Regions from separate parts of the Homo sapiens genome. Here region 1 is linked to region 2. Evidence: chromatin contacts called from ENCODE Hi-C or POLR2A ChIA-PET data. All regions are on one chromosome and are shown on one strand. Each heading gives the region's core, a stretch centred on a gene start or an enhancer-like site at or near the end of the contact. The rest is flanking DNA. Distances are from core to core; before and after follow the strand shown. Region 1 holds the start of TNFAIP8L1 (TNF alpha induced protein 8 like 1). Region 2 holds the start of MAP2K2 (mitogen-activated protein kinase kinase 2).

Evidence for each region. Hi-C counts contacts between places; a loop is a spot of excess contacts on that map. ChIA-PET counts read pairs that join two places held with the same protein, here RNA polymerase II (POLR2A). Pooled maps may share reads with other maps.
Region 1: a loop to region 2 is called in a map of naive thymus-derived CD4-positive, alpha-beta T cell, with 10 times the contacts of the local background. The contact joins the promoter of TNFAIP8L1 here to the promoter of MAP2K2 in region 2. A Hi-C loop is called at or near these places in 1 of 168 maps with a recorded cell type or tissue (naive thymus-derived CD4-positive, alpha-beta T cell) and 7 of 50 pooled maps. POLR2A ChIA-PET finds 5 or more read pairs at or near these places in 2 of 52 experiments (GM10248 and H1).

What each region holds. Positions count from the first base shown.
Region 1 is chr19:4,637,110-4,640,830 of GRCh38, reverse strand. TNFAIP8L1 (TNF alpha induced protein 8 like 1) reads right to left here and starts at 1,315. Exons shown (of 2, transcript NM_152362.3): 1 at 1,202-1,315. RefSeq lists an enhancer at 315-1,314 and silencers at 1,215-1,654, 1,715-1,794.
Region 2 is chr19:4,121,495-4,125,778 of GRCh38, reverse strand. It overlaps MAP2K2 (mitogen-activated protein kinase kinase 2), which reads left to right and starts at 1,657. Exons shown (of 11, transcript NM_030662.4): 1 at 1,657-1,995. The coding sequence starts at 1,904. RefSeq lists silencers at 1,505-1,624, 1,815-2,064.

The DNA of each region.
Region 1 (3,721 bases), core at 66-2,565, 520 kb before region 2:
CATCCAGGGAGCTTGTTATGTTTCAAAGTTGGCGCCCTCGGACCTGCCGTAGTGGCAGAGGGCACAGCCCATGCAAAGGCCCTGAGAGAGGACCTCGCCTGGGGTGTTGGAGAAACAGGAGGAGGCCAGTGTGACTGGGGCAGAGCCACAGCGAGAGTCAGGCAGGTTATGAGCAGGGCCTGTATTCCTGCATCTGATCCCCCAGCAGCCCTCAACTTGGGGAGTTACGACCCACTCCTGTTTTACAGATGAGGAAACTGAGGCTCCGCAGAATTGAAAAACTGGTTCAAGATATCATGCGGGTGGCAGAGCTCAAACCTAGATTGGTCCAAGCTCCGCCACCACTGGGCTGGCCCCCCTGGGGCCTCCCAAGGCGTTCATCGCCTCCAGCTGAGCTGGGACTGGCTCAGGAAATAAACTCTGGCGGCCTGTTTACACCTGGGGCTGCTCCTCCACCAGCCCTTCCCCCCTCCATAGAGAAGGTGCTGGGAAATGTGAGGATGCAGAGAAAACAGATTCTGTCCTGCCTCTGTCCCCACTTCCCTGGACAAACATTGGAAGCATTGGCCTCTTTCTAGGCCTTAGTTTCCCATCCCAGGAAATGGGCCTAGTTCGACTTCACAGAAAAGGCCAGGAGGCGGCAGGTGTCCTTCAGATCACCTGCCAATTACCTTAGCAGCGACGGTCCCAGTTCACAGCTGGCAAAACTGAGGCCAAGTCCCCACAGGCCACTTGGGAGCTCATTAGGGGCCAGTCTGGGTGGGCCCGGGCTGGCCTAGGCCTGGCTCCCCGCCACCGATGCCTGGACCGATGCCTGGTTTAGCTAGAAGCTACAGTCATGCCCACCTCCGCACGGCTGGCCCAGCTGCCCACCGCCTGGAATGCCCTCAGGGTTCTGGAATCTGGCCTGAGCACCTGCGGCCCTACAGTTAAAGGGGGCAGAGTCCACTAGAGTCCACATGGGGGATGGGGGTGCTGGTCCCAGAGCAGAGCCCCACGCCAAGGGGGGCAATTGAGACTCAATCTGTCTCCCCCTAACCTATACAGCGAGAGTGACAGAGAGACAGACGGAAACTGAGGCAGGAATGTAGACGGACAGGCGGTGGGGTGCAGAAGCATTAAGGGGCGGGAGAGACAGAGGGCGGCCAGGTGGCCCCCGAGATGCGCTGAAATGGGGGGCGCCCCGGCACTGCTCGCTCACCTACTCTCGAAGCAGAGTCCGTACGTCCAACCGTCGGGGGTCCGTCCAGCCGCCTCCGTGGGCCGGGGCCGTTGCCGCGGCGGTGGGAGCAGCGCCGGAGCCGGGGCCGGGGCCGGGGCGGGGCGGGCAGCGCGGCCCCGCCCTCCACTCGCCTCGCCCCTCGGCAGGCCACGCCCTCCACTCGCCCCGCCCGCGCGGAAGGGACCGGAGAGTTGCCAGGCCTGGGGGGCGGGCCGAGCGCTCCGGATTAGCCAATGACAGGGCGGGCAATGTACGAAAAGGCCAATGGGAGCAGGGCACTGCGACGGGGGGGAAGTGGGGGGAAGGGGCGGAGCCTGGGGGCGGGGTCAGGCGGCTCTGGGGGATTCCTCCGGAATCGCGAAGGGGCCCGGATGCGGGGGCGAGGCCGTCGTGGGGGTGCCGGCCACAGAAAAGGGAAGAGATAAGAGTACGAGACAGACAGAGAACCTGGGGAGGGAGGCACAGAGACACCAACAGGAAGAGACCAGAGAGCCAAAAGGCAAAACAGACCAACCACGTGGTTCTGCACGGGCCCCTTCCTCCTTCTGGGGCTAGTTTACCCGCCTGGGTAATAGGAATTTCGGCAGAAGCGTGTTTCTCAAAGTACGGCCTCGGGGAACCCTTCGCGTCAGAAAGATCTGAGAGTCCATTTTAAAATGCAGATTCCAACTAGGTGTGGTGCCTCACGCCTGGAATCCCAGCACTTTGGGAGGCCAAGGCAGGAGGATCCCTTGAGCCCAGGAGTTTGAAACCAGCCTGGGCAACCTAGGGAGACCCTGTCTCTACAAAAAAAAAAAAAAAAAGAAAGAAAGAAAAAGAAGAAGATCAAAATAAGTTAAAATTTTAAAAATACAGAGTTCTGTGCCACAAGAAGGGATGAATCTAACCCAGGGTTGTGGGGCTATAGATGAATCTTTGGGGTGAGGTGGAGGGCTCCTGGAGACCTCATCAGAGGATCCCCAGGTCCAGCCTCGATTTCCGTAGGAATGAGCCTGCAGGACACACAGGAGCCTCCCGGCTGCGCAGCGCCAGCTGGGGTCCCCCGGGGAGGATGCAGCTGTGAGTCCTGGGAACCAGGCCCTGGAGCTGCTCCCAGGTCCCCTGCAGCACCATTTCCGCCCTGCAGCCCAACTCTGGGTCCCGGTTGCAGCTAGGGCCTAGGGAGCCCATAGCAACCTCGCTGCTTCTTCCTCCAGGAAGCCAGACAACAAATTGTTGAGGGCCTGTTGTGTGTCCTGACCTGCACACGGGATTCAGGAAGACCGAGGCACAGGCCTCAGGAGGCAAAAGTAAGTTAAATATCTCATTGGCTGGGCCCGGTGGCTCACCCCTGTAATCCCAGCACTTTGGGAGGCCGAGGTGGGCGGATCACCTGAGGTCAGGAGTTTGAGACCAGCCTGGACAACATCGTGGAACCCCGTCTCTACTAAAAATACAAAAATTAGCCGGGTGTGGTGGCACATGCCTGTAATCCCAGCTACTCAGGAGGCTGAGGCAGGGGAATCGCTTGAACTCTGGAGGCAGAGGTTGCAGTGAGCCAAGATCGGGCCACTGCACTCCAGCCGGGGCGACAGAGCAAAATTCCATCTCAAAAAATAAAACATACAAAAAAAAAAAATTAGCTGGTCGTGGTGGTGCACGCCTGTAGTCCCAGCTACTCGGGAGGCTGAGGTGCTAGAATTGCTTGAACCCCAGAGGCAGAGATTGCAGTGAGCCGAGATCGCGGCACTGCACTCCAGCCTGGGCTACAAAGCAAGAGTCCATCTCAAAAAATAAAAAATAAAGCAAAAATATGAAAAAATTAGCCAGGAGTGGTGGTGCACGCCTGTAGTCCCAGCTACTTGGGAGACTAAGGCACGAGAATCACTTGAACCCAGGAGGCAGAGGTTGCAGTGAGCCGAGATCGCGCCACTGCACTCCAGCCTGGACGACAGAGCGAGACTCTGTTTCAAGAAACAAAACAAAACACCTTCTTATTTCATTTTGGAGGAGGAGACTGAGGCCCAGAGAGAGGAAGTAACTTGCCTGAGGTCACACAGGCACAAGGTGGTAGAGTCAGGAGTGACTGTCCCATTTCACAGATGACGAAATGGAACCCCAGAGGGAGGAAGGGATAGGTTCCAGGCCACACAGCCAGATGAGGCAGAGATGGGATTAGGACCTGATTAGGTCTGACTTTGGTGTGGTGTGTACAGCTCCTCTCGCAACCCCAGCATCAAGGGGGTCTCCCCATCAGGGCAGGAGGACTGGAGGCATCTGAGCCTAGCATGATTTCACCTTTTTTCTTTCTTTCTTTTTTTTTAGACAGGGTCTCGATTTGTCACCCAGGCTGGAATGCAGTGGTGCAGTCACAGCTTACTGCAGTCTCAACTTCCTGGGTTCAAGCAATCCTTCTGCCTCAGCCTCCCAAGTAGCTGAAATCACAGGTGTGCACCACCAAGCTCGGCTAATTTTTATTTTTTTAAATAGAGATAGGGGGTGTCTCACTATGTTGCCCAG
Region 2 (4,284 bases), core at 408-2,907:
ACGGGGTTTCACCATGTTGGCCAGACTCGTCTTCAACTCCTGACCTCAGGTGATCCACCCGCCTCGACCTCCCAAAGTGCTGGGATTACAGGCGTGAGCCACCGCGCCCAGCCTATGACCTTTCTTATAAAGTGGTACGGCTATTGTATTAAATAGTAAGGTGGTGCTTCAAAAAGTTCAACATAGAATTACCATATAATCCAGTAATTCCTCTTCAGAACATATACCCAAAAGAACTCAAGGCAAGGACTCAAACAGATATTTGTACATCTGTGTTCATAGCGGCACGATTCACCGAAGTGTCTAGTGGCAGATAAATGGATAAGCAAAATATAGTCCATGCACACAATAGAATATTATTCAGCCTTAAAAAGGAGGAAAATCCTGACTGGGTGCGGTGGCTCACGCCTGTAATCCCAGCACTTTGGGAGATCGAGGCGGGTGGATCACGAGGTCAGGAGATGGAGACCATCCTGGCTAACACGGTGAAACCCCGTCTCTACTAAAAATACAAAAAAATTAGCCGGGCATGGTGGTGGGCACCTGTAGTCCCAGCTACTCGGGAGGCTGAGGCAGGAGAATGGCGTGAACCCGGGAGGCAGAGTTTGCAGTGGGCCGAGATCGCACCACTGCACTCCAGCCTGGGTGACAGAGCGAGACTCCGTCTCAAAAAAAAAAAAAGGGAAATTTTTCTTTTTTTTTTTTTTTCTGCTCTTTTTTGGAGCAGGGCTACCCGATTGGAAGTATGCCCGGAGTAGTCAAGTGGGTAAATTCTAACACAGGTTACAACGTGGATCTAACACAGCTACAACAGGCACCTTGAGGACGTGGCCCTCAGTGAAATATGCCAGCCACAAAGGGACAAAACCTGTGTGATCCTACTCATATGAAGTCCCTAGAATCATCAGATTCACAGGAAGTACGACGTTGGGTTCCAGGGGCTGGGGAGGGGGATAGGGAGTGAGGTTTCATAGGGGACAGTGTTTCAGTTTCGGAAGATGAGAAAATTCTGGAGATGGTGGTGGTGGTGGTTGCTTAATGCCGCTGAGCTGTGCATTTAGAAATGGTTAAAATGACAAGTTTTATGTTATGTGTATTTTATAATAAAAATGTTTCAACATGCGCATAGTAATATATGCAATTTTATTTGTCAATTAAAATAAATTTTAAAAATGTTTTAGAGTGGCCTTGTTCTGATGAAGGAGGGGGAGTAACTGACACTCTAAGGCGGTGGGGGCTAGGGGCGTGTGTCCACGCTTGCCAAAAAGATTAAATGGACTCTGGGTGGGTCTCGTCCACTGTTCTGGGGTCTTACGGGTTCTCTCAGCCCCAGCCTGGGGCACCACAGGCTCTCAGGAGTCTGGCTACCCTGCCCACCTGTGCACGACCATCACCCCAGCCTTCATCCCTCCGTCTCCTCCCCTGCTCCCGCGCCTCATGCCCCAAGCGCTTGGGCACACGCGCCGTGGTAAGGCAAGCGAGGGCGCCCGGTCCCGGCACCGCCTCGCGTCGGTCTCCGCCCCTTTCCCCTCCGAAAGGCGGCCTTGTGCTGCTGCGCAGGCGCGGCGGCTGGGGGTGGGGTCCATCGCGGCTCCCGATCCCGTTATCGCGAGAAGCCGGTCCGCGATCTTGTGGCCGCCCCTCCCCTCCCCCTGCCTCTCGGACTCGGGCTGCGGCGTCAGCCTTCTTCGGGCCTCGGCAGCGGTAGCGGCTCGCTCGCCTCAGCCCCAGCGCCCCTCGGCTACCCTCGGCCCAGGCCCGCAGCGCCGCCCGCCCTCGGCCGCCCCGACGCCGGCCTGGGCCGCGGCCGCAGCCCCGGGCTCGCGTAGGCGCCGACCGCTCCCGGCCCGCCCCCTATGGGCCCCGGCTAGAGGCGCCGCCGCCGCCGGCCCGCGGAGCCCCGATGCTGGCCCGGAGGAAGCCGGTGCTGCCGGCGCTCACCATCAACCCTACCATCGCCGAGGGCCCATCCCCTACCAGCGAGGGCGCCTCCGAGTGAGTGGGCAGGGGTCAGCCGGAGGCTTGGGGTGCACGGGGCAGGGAGCCCTCGGGGAAGGACGGGGCGAGGGGACGGGGGTTCGCGAGGAGTGCACGAGGCAGGGGGGTCACGGGGGAGGACGGGGTGAGTGGTGCACGGGGCAGGGGGTTCTCGAGGGGAGGACAGGGCAGGGGACCCTCGGGGGAGGACGGGGCAGGGGGCCCTCGGGGGAGGACGGGGCAGGGGGCCCTCGGAGGACGGGGCGAAGGGTGCACGGGGCAGGGGGGTCTTTGAGCAGTGAGATTGGGCGAGGGGAGGTCCTTGTGGTGGAAAAGATGGGGTGTGGGGTTCCTGAAGAGTGGAATTGGGATAACGGGAGTCTCTGAGTAGTGAAGTTGGGGTGAAGGATGTCTCTAAGAGGAGAGGATGGGGACAGGGGTCCCTGAGCAGCGAGGTTGAGTGAGGGGAGGTCCCTGCAGTGCAGAAGATGGGGTGTGGGGCTTCTGAAAAGTGAAGCTGGGGTGAGGGGAGTCCCTCAGTAGGAAAATCGGAATGAGGGGTGTCCCCAAGGAGAGAACAGGATGAGGCTCCCCAAGCAGTGAGATCGGGGTGAGGGGTATCTCTAAGAGGAGAGAACACAGTGTGGGGTCCTTGAGTAGTGAAATGAGGGTGAAGAGTTCCTAAGAGGAAAGGACGGAGTAAAGGTTGCCGTAGTCATGAGATGAGGGTGAGGGGAGACCCTGAGTAGGGAAATCGGGGTGCAGGGCATTCCTGAGAGGAGAGGATGGGGTGTGGGGAGGTCAGGCAGCCCCTGAGGAGGAAATCTGGGCAAGGGGGCTCCAGAGGGGAGAGGATGGGGTGAGGGGTCCCTGAGTAATGAGACTGAGATGGGGTAGGGTCCCTGGTAGGAAAAGACGGGGTAAGGGTCCCTCAATAATGAGATAGGGCCAAGGGAGGTCCCTGTGGGAAAAGACAGGGCATGGAGTCACTGAGTAGCAGAATGGTGGTAGGTCTCTGAGTAGTGAAATGGGGTGAACGGTCCCTGAATAGTGAAATCGGGGAGATGGTGGGGTCCCTGAGTAATGAGATTGGAGTGAGGGGAGATCCCTTTGGGGAAAAGATGGGGTTTGGAATCCCTAAGTCGTGAGATCAGGCCAAGGAGATGTCCTTGCAGAGAGAAGATGGGGTGCAGGGCCCCTGAATTGTGAGATGGGGTTGAGGGGGTCCCTGGGAGGAGAGGATGTGTCGGTGGGGGCCTGTGGGGGAAGGATAGGCAAGGGGTGTTCTGCATATTGAAATGATAGTGAAGCGAGTCCCTTGGGGGAGAGATGGGGTGAGGGGGTCCCTATGGGGGAAAGATGGGGTGGGAGGGTTCCTATGGGGGAGAGATGGGGTGAGGGGGTCCCTATGGGGGAGAGATGGGGTGGGAGGGTCCCTATGGGGGAGAGATGGGGTGAGGGGGTCCCTATGGGGGAGAGATGGGGTGAGGGGGTCCCTGTGGGGGAGAGATGGGGTGGGAGGGTCCCTATGGGGGAGAGATGGGGTGGGAGGGTCCCTATGGGGGAGAGATGGGGTGGGAGGGTCCCTATGGGGGAGAGATGGGGTGGGAGGGTTCCTATGGGGGAGAGATGGGGTGGGAGGGTGCCTGAGCCACAGGTTGAGAGTGCAGCACCTGGGTGGGGAGGACAGGCTGAGAGGTCTTGGGGGGGCGGGGAGCGGTCCTTTTGGGGAATGAGTCCCTGAGTAATGAGGTTGGCATGGGATGAAGAGGGCACCTAGGGTGCCAAGGTGGGGCAGGGGGGTCCCTTAGGGGAGAGGATGGGGTGAGGAGGTCCATAGACAACCAGGGAAAAGGGAAGAGAGGGGAGGACAGGGGGCTCCCAGAAGGGTCAGGATGTGGGAGAGGGGTGTCCTAGGGGGTCACGATGGGGTGGGAGACCCTAGAAAGGTCAGGATCGGGGGACTTTGGGGGGGTCAGGGTGGGAGTTCTGGGGTATCTGAGGACAAGGGGGTGTCTTAGGGGTGTCAGGACATGGGGGGGCTTTAGCGGGGTCAGGATGGGAGTTCTAGCGGGTTCCAGATGGAGGGGTTTCTGCTGGGGGAGGTCTAGTGGGATCAGGACAGGGGTTCCAGGGGGTTCATGTTGTGGGGGGGGTCAGGTTGGGTCCTCGGGGGTCATGTTGGGGGATTCTGGGGGGGTCAGGTTAGGGGGTCCTCGGGGGGTCATGTTGTGGGGGTTCTGGGAGGGCAGAGCAGGGGGTCCTAGGGGTCTCATGTTGGGGTTCTGAGGGGGTCAGGATGGGGTC